Linked DNA regions of Homo sapiens: region 1 is linked to region 2. A link is a contact called in ENCODE Hi-C or POLR2A ChIA-PET data. All regions are on one chromosome and are shown on one strand. The core of a region is the stretch at or near the end of the contact, and the rest is flanking DNA. Distances in the headings are between cores, read along the strand shown.

The links. Hi-C counts contacts between places; a loop is a spot of excess contacts on that map. ChIA-PET counts read pairs that join two places held with the same protein, here RNA polymerase II (POLR2A). Pooled maps may share reads with other maps.
Region 1: a loop to region 2 is called in a map of B cell, with 5 times the contacts of the local background. The contact joins two enhancer-like sites. A Hi-C loop is called at or near these places in 2 of 168 maps with a recorded cell type or tissue (B cell and OCI-LY7), 31 of 37 single-sample maps with no recorded cell type and 11 of 50 pooled maps. POLR2A ChIA-PET finds 5 or more read pairs at or near these places in 4 of 52 experiments (GM12878, OCI-LY7, activated B cell and 1 more).

Annotation. Positions count from the first base shown.
Region 1 is chr5:158,949,989-158,956,424 of GRCh38, forward strand. All of the region lies in intron 6 of EBF1 (EBF transcription factor 1), which reads right to left. Among named protein-coding and RNA genes, the nearest start is that of EBF1, 150 kb to the right of the region's middle. RefSeq lists enhancers at 1,909-2,566, 4,239-4,368. Within about 2 kb of position 4,088, at least 5 of the 41 ENCODE cell types and tissues checked have a DNase peak (open chromatin) inside an H3K27ac peak, as active enhancers do; they include B cell, GM12878 and OCI-LY7, where a contact is called at or near this core.
Region 2 is chr5:158,815,881-158,822,012 of GRCh38, forward strand. The region is part of intron 8 of EBF1 (EBF transcription factor 1); the gene reads right to left. Among named protein-coding and RNA genes, the nearest start is that of EBF1, 280 kb to the right of the region's middle. Within about 2 kb of position 3,336, at least 3 of the 41 ENCODE cell types and tissues checked have a DNase peak (open chromatin) inside an H3K27ac peak, as active enhancers do; they include B cell, GM12878 and OCI-LY7, where a contact is called at or near this core.

The sequences.
Region 1 (6,436 bases), core at 2,838-5,337, 130 kb after region 2:
TTGTATCACTTTTAAGCAATTCCCAGTGGTGTACAGTGGTGCCTGTTCACAGATGTTTCCCTAATATTGCTAAGTAACATCAAAAGTTTCAGGCTGGCTTCCACACAGGCAGTGGGCTAAGGAGACATGGATTACCCATGCTCTTCTATTTCCTGGCCCAAAGGTCTCCAATTAACACTGATGAAATTGGCTTCTCTTGGCACTCCTGCCTACTTCCCTTAGATGTTATTCACTTCAGGACTTGGGCAGAAACAAGGTTTTATGTAACAACATCATTCATTAATCCTAAGTGAATGTACCCAAGAAAAGGTGCTCAAGGTAGGCTAAAGTCCTAGAGTCAGTAGCCGATGAAGAATAGTAACCTGTTCTTCACACTGCCATTTATTTCACAACAAAACTTCAGTCCAGGCAGAGCTTCCACTATAGCAGTCCAAAGCTTTCCATTGACTACTGCTAGAGTCCAGCCCACACAGGACCAGAAAGAAGTGGATTTGTGTGAGAAATGCTCCGCCCAGTGTCTAGCACAGAAGAGGGGCTTAATAAAACAAATTCTGAGATCTAAAAAAGAAATACAAGAAGTCTTACGAGTAAAATTGGCCCCGTTCTGAGGACCATGCAGAAAGCCAAAGAAGTACTTCCTCAGTGGCCTGGGAGACAACCTTCTTTATCTCTGACATTTTACTCTGGAAAAGGAAAAGGCTATAAATGAGTGGCGGGAACCATCTGAAATCTCATCATGACTATACCACCAGCATGTGGAGAGTGTATTTGGTGGAGTTTGTCCAAAAGTCATCCTTCCCTGTTCACTCTAACCCATAGTCACTCCTACCTCAAATCTCTATTCCAAAGTAGGAAACTTCCAGGCAGGTGAGGTATTCAAATGAAAAATGCAAGCCCGGGCTACTTAGCTCTGGCCAATTGTTGCCATGTGGGATGGCTGGCAGCCCATGTTGGTAGACCTTCTGACTTTTCAAGAGAAGATGGAAAGTCAGATTTCTATATAAATCTCCCAATTTTTCAATATTAACTCCAACTTAGAATGAAAAAAGTTCAAGCCAAGTAAAATGCATCTGACTCTGGGTTGGTCTGAACGCATGGTTTGCCACTTTGCAATCCCTGAACTCTCTAATTCATGTGGCACTAAATCATACATTACTTTTGCATTATTTCACTTTTCACTTTGCAAGCTGTGACTTCCAAATTGACTATAAACACTTTTGACCCTGACACACTTTTGGCTGGGTGGGCCTGTGATGCCATGCGTTTACTAAACAGTGGCTCTATTATATATTGCCATGTTGAACAATGGCTACAGGCAGATGTAGCATTTCCCAAATGAGAGAAGGCAATGGCAAAAGAGGGAACTTGGCGTCAACTTGAGTGAATGCCCCTCCTTCTCTACTCCATTCTTTTTTTCCTGGCAGGTGCACGTTCACAATGGTGATTTCTCATTTAATTGCTAAGTATTTCCACAGCACAGTAAAATCCATCATGAACCAGACACGGAGTATGCTAATTCCCCAATCTCTGATAATGCACAGATTCAATGGGGTCTTCTTCCCGCCAATGTGCATTCATAAATGCCATTAATAGTAATGGCAGTCAAATGCAAAATATGACTAAGTAGGCCCTAGTGCATGAAATATATTCTCAACCACAAGGACAAGCTGCCACACAGCTCACTGCCTTGTACTAAATTAGGGGCTGGTGATTCTCTGATTGGGACCAAGAGGGTGATAATGACAAATAAAAAGAAAAAAAGCCAGTCCTCTTCTCTGCTTATCCACTACGAAGAGTATCCCTGACTTACAGGTCAGAGACAATGAGGAGCTTTCAGGCTTGGAAACAGAGACAGGACACAGAAAGATGCAAACTCGCTGTCTTGCAGGGAATTAGTGAAACACAGCTAAGCCAGTTCAACACTGTGCCCTTTAGTCATCCCACCCACTAAAAGACACTGTTAAAAACCCGCCAGCTTTTATTAGCAGAAACAAATGAAGTCGACTACCGAGCACTCAGGAGTTTTTCATCCTGAAAGTCCAGGATGGCTTTGGCATAATAAAGGTCATATCTCCTAACCACGGTAATGTTCACAGAGCAACCTGAGCTCCAGGCAGGGCCAGGCCGGCCTCTCAGTATTCCCCCTGTAGAAGGTGTTGCCGATTAAACTATCACATTTCAAAGAGCTCCTTACAGTAAATAGGAAAGAAAGGAAAAAAGAGATCCAGGGCCTTTTGTTAGTCAAAAAGCTAGGGAAAGGCGATAATTAACCCATTTTTGTAGAGAAATCATTTGGACAAAAGTCAAGGGATTTACCACCCTGTCAATTGTTAAGTCTAGATAAGGACATTATATTCCACGGCACAAAGGGTGACTGAGATGGTGAATGGAAAGTAGGCCACTACTACTACTTTACCTCGCATCTGAAAAAGGACTTTTTTTTTGTCCTCCTGGTACAGTGATGGACTAAAGAATCTTCTCCCCCTTGCACTAAAAACATAACTTCAGAGCCTGGTTTTTGCATTTTGTTAAATATTCAAAGGTATTGTGCAATTAGCATGTCATTAATGAATAATTAATTACAGCTAAAGCAGCCCTCAGATTTTTGCAGCTAAATTATTTAAACAGCAAATATAACAATACAATGCAATGCTCTCATTTGGTGTTTTGTTATTGCATTATTTGAAGGGAACAGCAATATTACTTTTCATTAGTTGCAAGAATTATGTGCAACAAAAGCTGTTTTCATTTTTTTTCTTACCTAAAAGTTGCTTCGTGTGCCCTAAAAGGGAAAATTAATTCAATTCAGATTAGATTTCCTAAGAATTAATTAGCTGCAAATATCTGAAAACTGCGGCTAGGGACATAAGGCTTAGGTATCTGAACTTAAAAGAAAAAAGTAAGCCTATTTAAACCTGTCCTTTAAAACAACTTCTGCACCAAAGTACCTTTTTTTTAGATATTTGGTTACCACTTTTAAAAGAGGAAACTTGTTTAAAAATCCTTTTTTTTTTTTAAGCAAGTGAGCATTACAAAGCTCCCCCTAGTAAACAGTCAAGAGTTAAATAGAAAGTAATTTGTTGCTACTTGCAGACATACATCACTAGTAAGACATGAGTTTATATTTATAAGCTGCACATCTGGGATCAGTTGACTTATCCATCTGCTAACTACACCAGTAAACAGTATGTCTGGGACCGTCAAACCCTTGCATCCATCACAAATTCCTGCTTTAATTGTGTGTTTACGTGGCAAACCTCTGCTTAAGTATATTTGAAGACTGTTTTAAGCAGTTGTAATTGCTCCTTTCTTCTTCATATTAACTTTAACACATTTTATTTACCATTATGACAGGCCGCGATTTTGCAAGCCTCATAGATAGATAAATGCCAGAGATCATCATGCTACCCAGGAAAAGGCAGCAGAGGGACAGAAACCGGAGCTGTAACCTGTCCAGTCCGGAGAGTTTGGGCCTCTTTCACAAAATCCAATGACTTGAGTCACAAGTTCAAATCTCAGTAAGGCCAGTTTAATCCTCCACTGTCTTGAACTCAGAAAGTTGACAATCATACACTTTCTTTTTGAGAAAGGAGCAGAAGAGAGGGAAGGGAAGATTTAGGGGGAAGAGGCAAATCACAGTTTGGAAAGATAAAATGGTGCCAGGAGTTTTCCATCTTTTTCCTTAATTAATCTGCTGTGTAGGAGAGGTGCATGAAAGCTTGAGAGATTTGTAAGGGTAGAGATTTTTCAAGCCAGTGGCAGAGGGCTGGAAGTTCTCAGGAGCCCCAGAATCAAAGAGGAGTATAGCCTGTGACTTGACTTAATTTTTAACCCTGGTTTTATAATTGAGTTTCATAAGCAAGCTGAAAACACAGGCTCAGAAATGAATGAATTCAGAAGAAATAAAAGGCTACCTTCCATAATTAGGGGAAAAATATGCACCATTCTCTGCACAAAAGCGGGGATTTTACTGTATTTTTCCCAATCTGCCTTTCACATTTATATGAATAGCAAGATGTCAGATTTCACACAATGTTGTTAAACCTTTTCTCAGGTTTAGGGAACTGAAAGTCGTATGTGCCTGTGTAATATTGTGCTGATGCAAATAGTTAAACTTTTCTACACGATTAACCATCATTTTCTCAGAGTATTCTGTTCACAGCTTTCTTCCAGTTTCCTGATACATGTTGAGATCTATGCCCGTGCGGCTGATGGGGTGGCGTGGAGGTTGTAAACTGAAGACCCACCGCGAAGCTAAAGAGTCACTCTGACGCAATCTAGTTAAATGACAGTATGGCAGTAGGCCGTTTACCCAGGCCAAGGAAGCTGTGGCTTGTCAAAGACATTAAAATCCAAATGTGCCAGCAACGGTGCCAAATGTACTCTAGGCCTTGCAAACACATAATCCAGACAAACTGAATTAAATTGCAACCAGTTTATAATTAATTTGCTTTTGAAAGTTGTGCCATGAGAATAAATGTGCCAACAATTATTTGCAATGAATTGTTCTTAGGGTGCCCCCAACTTAATAATGCCTCTGTAAGCAAGAGAGGGTTTGGTATTGGTTACTTGTATTGGCATTGGCTTCTAACCTAATGAGGGGGTACGGAGAATTTAGAGACAGATTCCAGGAACCTTAACCTTTCTGTCAACCTAATGGAGTCTGTTACCAATGCGGTCAGTAGCGTGGCCCTGTGGCCTCCCTGACCTCAGATGCCAGCCTCACTCTGCCCAAGATGCTAAGATTAGAAACATATTTATCTCGCTGAGGCACTGCCTTTCTGGACACCATTTTGTAAGCACAAATATTCACGGGAAAGGTAAAAACAGTAAGAGACTAAGGCACTAATGCTTCATGTGAATTCATTTCTCATACCATTTTTCTCTAGGACTTACGGAGCCAAGCAAAGTGTGAGCCCTGAGTACATATGAACAAAAAACTAAAATAATGTAAAAAGAAGAAATAATCCTGAAACTTAACATGGAGTGTTATGTGCCAAGCATTTTTTTTCCCCACCAATCCTCAGGGGAAAAAAATTACAGAGAAGTAATTGGGCCGGGCGCAGTGGCTCACGCCTGTAATCCCAGCACTTTGGGAGGCCGAGGAGGGCGGATCACGAGGTCAGGAGTTCAAGACCAGCCTGGCCAACATGGTGAAACCCCATCTCTACTAAAAATACAAAAATCAGCCGGGAGTGGTGGCGGGCACCTGTAATCCCAGCTACTTGGGAGTCTGAGGCAAGAGAATCGCTTGAATCCGGGAGGCAGGGGTTGTAGTGAGCCGAGATTGCACCACTGCACTCCAGAATGGGCAACAAGAGCGAAACTCCATCTAAAAAAAAAAGAGAGAGAGAGAGAAGTAATTGCAGAGTAGATGTATATTAGAGGCCTCAGGACTTAGAGCTAAAAAACAGCAGACGCAGGATTCAAACTGAGGGCTAACTCAGCAGCCTGGGACCTCCACCTTCTGCTTTTCATATCAACAATGGCCATATCTCACTGCTCCTCTCTTTCCAGAGCACAGGGGCCAGAGTGAGACCTGGAATGTGACTGACTTTTAGACCAGAGCTGGACATCAAAATGAATTCCATCCCATTCTTAATTGTCACTTTGGAAGACTGCTTGAGAGCATTTGCAGCTCTTCTTGGAAATCCAGGCAGAATGTTTTGAGTTCATCTCAATATAGTAGTTCCCTTACAGGGACGCATCATTTCTGATCTAAAATGATCTTTAATCGACTGATGTTTTACACCAGCCTCGTTATCAAATTACTGCTGGCTGTTTCCGAAACTCAGATCAACCCTCAAAGAGTAGAAGTGTGCTACCATTGAGGGGAGTCACAAGAAGATGCTGCAGGTTCAGCCAGCAGCTGAAAGGAAGAGTAGCAAAGAGTTGCTTAGCAATGGCTTACCAAAGGAGGAGTACCTGCAGGCCATTGCTTTGTTTATGCAACAAATACTTATTTCTTACAGTTGTTACTTATTTGTTACAAGCTCCTGCTTGAATATGCCAGATACTGCATTAATTAAATAAATATAAATGTGTGTGTGTGTGTGTGTGTGTGTGTGTGTGTGTGTGTGTGTGTGTGTCTTTCAGATTTAGAAATTTGCCCAAGGTCACAAAGCTAATAAATGGCAAAGGCAAGATTTGAACCCATGTCAAACTCCAGCAACACACTCCAGTCCACAGTCTTGTAGTACCAAGGAGGCTTCTACTTTGGAGCGACACGGTGTGTCACAGGCTTTTCAGATCAAGTTCTATGCTGCAGTTTCCTTTCACTGAGATGCAGCCTAATGGTCTCTGAATGTTTTTCACCAGGAGGAGAATGAGAGCTGAGAGTAACTTTCCCTGAAAGGACATTTGTAACCATTAAAAGAAAGAGAACTCAAAAAGAAGTTCAAGAGGGTTTTCAAAACTGGACTTTTAACTGGAAGCT
Region 2 (6,132 bases), core at 2,086-4,585:
ACTGCACAAAGTAAAAGCCCTGATTTGATACCTGAAAATCTGGGGTCTCAGTGCTCTATTTTATGACACAGCTGGATATTCTTAGCCCTAATGTTTTGCTCTTACACCTGTCTTCTTTTCTCAAATAGGGAAATCAATTGGTAAATTGTAACATGCCACCCTCAGTCACAAAAGATGACACCAATATTTTTCTACTTAGCCTGGGCCCTTCACCAAGATGATCTTGCCTTAGTGGGCTTGGCTGGGATTCTGCATCAAAACTAGCCACAGAAGGGCTGTTGGCTATGTGGGAAGCTATGCATCATCCATCATCTGCCCTTGAATGTACATTTCTGTCAGGAAGCTGGATTTATTTTACAGACATTCTTCTCAGCATCCTGGGAATCCCAGAAAGACTGGAGGCAAGGCTAGGCCAATATGAAATGGATAGGCATTGGGGTGGACCCCAAATCCTCTGGCATGTTTATCCAGTGACCAGGAAACTATGCAAACCCTGAAATGCACATGGACAAGTACAAAGAGTGCTGAATGGATTTTGAGAGAAACAAGCTATGTTTAAGCTTGAGCAGATTATATCCCCTCTCTGGGTCTCTGTAAAATGAGGAAGAGTGAAAGAAATGACCTTCCATCCTTCACTGACTTCACTCAGTGTGAGCTGTGGCTCAGGCATTGCCCCTGGTGGGAGGGGAGAGAGAAATTTGGGAGGGTATATTTTTCTCTGTTGTTTTAGTTTATTTTCACTCACTAAGTTTTGGTGGGGTAATATACATTTTAATGGGTCAAATAATGCAGCAGTCCTCTACTCTAAAGACCATGAAAAGGTGAGGGTCTCCACAAATTTAAAAAGATGCCAAAAGGTACACTCTTTCTAAGCCACTTACGAAAAACTAAATCAATAATACGAAGCCATCTGAAAAAAAAAGAGGAGAAAGGACTCTTAAAATGTTTGACTTTCTATGAAGAACACATGCCCTATTGATACAATAAGGAGTAATTAGGGGGACAGCTCCAAAGCACAGCCAACTCCCTGGTGAGTTTCCAAAGTCCAGCAGCGAAGAGCAAAGTTATAAGTAGGTCTGAGCAAACTTGCCCTGGGCTTTCACCGGATCTGAGGAGCCCATGTAATTGAAACTGAGTTCATCAAAGCCCTGCTTGACCTCCTCCCCACTTCGCAATTGCCACCAAGACCATGGCCTGACCAGCCCACTTTGGCCTGCATGATGTAGCCCTCACAGCCACCCTAGTCTCATCTCCTGCCACTCCTCCCTTGCCTGGGCGCAACAGGAGCCCTCTCAGTCTCCTTTTGTTCCTGGAATTCACCTAAGCAAAACAACCCTTGCACACAGTTTCCTATACCTGGCAATTTTTTTTTTTGTCCCCTTTGCCTAGTGCTATGGTTTGAATAGATGAATGGTTCAATGTCCCTACTAAAATTCATGTTGAAATGTAATTGCAGTTTCAACAGTATTACGAGGTAGGACCTTTAAGAAGTGATTAGGTCATGGGGGCTCTACCTTCCTGAACAAACTAATTCCATTATTGTGGGAGTGGGTTAGTTATAAAAGTGAGCTCTCTTCACCCACACTTGCTTGCCTTTTCACCTTTCCACAATAGGATGATGCAGCCTGGAAGCCCTCACCAGTGCTGGCATCATGCCCTTGGACTTCCCAGCCTCCAGAACCGTAAGACATAAACTCCTTTTCCTCAAAAATTACCCAGTCTGTTAAAGCAACAGAAAACAGACTAAGACACCTAGTAAAAACCTACTCATCTCTTCGGTTTTGGCATAAATGAGATTTCCTGAAACAAGGCTTCCCTGACACTTCATTACTCTCCTCTGCTTTTGTGGTCCCCCTTTGATGCACCACTCTAATTTTGCTTAGTACCTCTCCTCTCTATTCACATCATATATTCTGTGAAGACAAGGACTGAGTCTGCATTATCCTACTGCACCTAGCTTAATGTCTGGCATGTAGTGCCTGCTTAGTATGAATGAGCGATTTCAAGTCCACCTTATTGACACCTTATCCCTTGGCTGGAGATCCAGAGGAAGGGTTCTATTAGAAAATGCCAGTGGATTTCTCTGTTCCCAGGAAGCTCTATTTCTCCAAAGTCACCTCCTGCAGAAAGTCATGTGCCAATAGCTTTAGTTCAGAGCACCATAAAATAGTACATGCTAAAAGGAAGCCTAGAGAGGACCCCACCTGGCTCTCACTGGACATACAAAACTGAGGCCCACAGAAGCAAAGTGACCTTCCCAGGGCCACTTCAGCCAGAGAGCCTGATCCTCCTTCTATCCTCTTGTTAGGACCATATTATACAGAAGGGAAAAGAGACAGGCTCAATTTGAGGTAGTCTCTCCAAGCTCAAACCATCTTTCTCCACATTTCCGTAAAAACATGAAAACAAACAAACAAAAAAACCAAACAAATGAAAAACACATTTAAATGCAGCTGGTCACAGGAAGTCAATGGTGCTGGACACCCAGGGGCAACTGACAGAAGCAAAAACTGCCTCTGTCTGGATCAAAAGGATTATAGAAGGTCATATGCTAAAGATCAAGAACACCACCATATTGTCAGGGACAGTTGTAATGTGACACTGCAACCAAAAGGTCAGAATTCACTGGTGGTGGTGAACACCTGACTCTATTTCTCCAAAGCTATAATTACAGCCAGGAGATGGGCCCAGTGAGTCTATCATCAGTATTTATTCTTCAAAATACTTTGAGTGTGACCAAACTCCACTATTGTTTTTATTTATCTTGAAATCTTGGCACATTTATGTTTTATGTTGCAGTCTTTATTATAACTTTGAAGGGAAATTTAATTGATTTGTATCTGATGCCCACAAAAGCTAAATTTCAATCATTTTCCATTTTTAAAAACTGAGTATGTTTTAAAGAATCTATCTTCAATCTAAAAAAATAAGTAGGACCCCAGGTCAGAGCTCATGAACACTAACATGTTTATATTCTAAAAACTCTTGACTAATAGTTCCATTGTTTTTTTTTCCAAATAAATATGAAGGATGCACATATTCAAAACAATAACAAAAAAAAAAAAAACTAGATCTAAAGAATACCCTACTGGGGACTTAATCCCACTCCTGGAAATGGCTCCTACTGGTGGGTGAGCTCTAGAACGTGCTCACATTTCTCTAGTCACCATGGAGGAGGCAAGTCCTCCAAAAGCCCAAAAAGGGGAGAAGGGAAAGAAAAAGAAGAGAGGAAAGGAGAAAAACACATGCACACCAAAATAAAAAAATACATATATCCCCTTTAAAAAAATGAGCATTTAAACTGCTTGTCAGATGGTTTCCTGACAAAGCCACTAGAGTGTATTCACAGGCATTTGCATAAATGCTGCCTGTGAGTTCACCATAGCTGCAAGCGCTAATGGTACATAAAGTAATTTAGTCACTTCTCCCGGCATTCTATGTCAGAATGATGAGCACGGGCACTTTGCCTTGTTGCATATTAGATCATTAGATAATAAAGTGTTAGCGCATGCAAGCTGACAGGGGCTCTGCACCACAGTGTTGTGAGGGCACCGCATTTTGCCACAGGGGGAAGAAACAGAGAAACTGATGCCACAGTTGGCCTTGAATTCAAGTAAACACAACCTGGAACTCAGGGGAACAACAATGCCAATAGCAACACTCCTCAGGCCCCTCAATGACTCCCCAGAACACAGTCTTCATGAACTTGCCCAAATGACTGGAAGACAAGGCAAGTACACAGGGTAGCGCTGAACATAGCCTTGTGGCAGCCACTCAGCTCCTTTCATCCCGAGCTCATGCTTTTTCAAAAATTGGAACTGAGAGAGCAGTTACATTTTGAGGCTGCCTGTCTCCACGACTGTACATCTTCCATAAAGCTATTGCTTAAAGAAGAAACCTCACTAGGCTAAATGGTCCCATAAATATCCAGCCAAAGAAAATCTTGGTATTTATGAATGAAGAGAAAGTACGGGGGAAGACCATTTTCCACGATCTATAGCATGCCAGGATTCACTATCTTTGGACCATGCAAGAGTCTATGAAATAAATTTGCCTTTGTCAACTCTCATACTTGAATTACAGGGTCATTTATCAGAGCACAGGGGTTTGCGAGTCCATGGGTCACATAAGAAAGCCCATGCATGAATGTAAAGCACGATCTCTGTCTCTACTTATACACAGAAAGGTGAGCCACAAAAGGAAACTTCCTCCAACAGTCTGACAAGCAGGATATAAATAGAGATTTGCAGAATAGCCCAAAATAATTCAGGCTACCTGTAAATTAGATGGTAAAAAGTCCAGAATGGGGGAGAACGTAGGTTCCCACAGGTCACAAGAGGAGAACATGCTTTGCCGTCTCACCATGCGGTAGCTGTTTGAAGGCGGTGGGGGGTGGGAGCGGAGACACAGAGGGATGAGGGTGTATGATTCTCAAAGTCTTTTAAACAGAGCATTTTGAAATAGGACTTTTCAACAGCAAAATAAAGTATTACCCTCACATCAACATGAATTAGCATCTAGGTCCACTCCCACACATTACCAATGAAAGAGTTCAATAGTCATCCTTTGCTGAGTAGATATTTATGTGTCAGCCTGAAGTGTCTAAATGAGTGGGTGGTTTTGTGTGGTTGGTTGACTCACTCTGCAGAGAAGCAGATTTCTATGCTATTGTCATTACTAAGAATTTGAACATGTCTACCCTTTCTTTCCACTGGAGAGAAGTGAAATAAGGCTTCGGTGAAGGCAAAGCCCCTTGCTGAAGGAAATAGGACATACCTATGTCCCCAAGGATGGCCAACCACTTACACAGTGAAATGTCACCATTTTTTGAAAAATATAGTAATATGGCCATCTGTGGACTCATAAACTGAAGCAGGTGAATAAAATGCTGACTTTAAAACTTAGAATAATATGACACCCCAACTGAAATATTAACACTCTTAGAAGAGGGAATATCTGAGCTGGGAGGAAGCTTAGAGCTGTGTTGATCCAGAGGTCTCAAACTGTTGACCTGTGGCTGCATTCTTCCTAAGTGGCTTTTTTCCCCCTCTCCTCCCTTCAGTGTCCAAAAATTTTGTAATTAGTTACCAACAATTAAAAATTCACTGTTGCCAAACTGGAACATCTGGCCCCACTTGGGCTCTCATTCCCCTTAGCAACAACTGGCTGGGGCCGAGGGGCACCAGAGCGTGTACTTGCCTGTCTTCTCAGCCTCCACCCAGCCCACTTCCCTATCTACATTACCTGCCCCCACCCAAAGCACAGATTTTTTTTTAAACTCTCCTACAGATCATCACCTTCATTTTAACAAGGAGGAAATCAAGGATCCCAAAAGCTAAAGCGATTTGTCCAAGGTCAAATAGAGGCCAGAGTGAAACTAAATTGAATTTGGGGTTCCTGGTACCTATTTCAAGACCTAGTCCTTTATCATGCTGCAAAATAACGTTACTGATCCTCATTGCCTAGAGGGATCCTTTAGAGAAGGCTATATTCTATGTTTGCTTTTGGTTTTTGTTGGAGGGATAATTTGCCTGGTGTCAGGAGCTTTCTCACTGGCTTCCCAAGAGCAGAAATAGGAGCTGGGTGTGGCCTGAGCATATTTTGAAAGTGTGAACCCAGATTTCAAACTGACAGTCAAGTCTGTCACCAGACTGGGCAGTACCTATTGCAACTAACCACCCACAGTCAAAAACATAACTTCAATCCTTAAGCAGCACTCTCCAAATCATGCCCACTGAGTATTTCCCTAATTTTTTCTTCCTCCTTTCACCTAAACACCTCTAGTCACACAATGCCTTAAGTGACTCCAAGGGTATTATAAAGACAACATTACTGTAAAGTGAGGATCAGAATAATTTTAAGTACAGAAATGGAACTAGGAATGTAATCATGAGCAGGTGTTTGAAATGGCCTCCTGCAAAATGTAATATCCATCCATCTCAGCACTAATGAAACCATAAAGAAGCAGCTTTTGAAAGATGATGGTTTACTTTAAAAAGACTGTAAAACTGGATGTGGTGAAGAATCCCTTCTAAGAGCATTACATCTGGCTAATTAATAAAAAGTACAGTTCGTGTGTTCCATAAGCACAGGGGAAAAAGCCAGGCAAAAATGATGAGAGTGGCGTGTTTA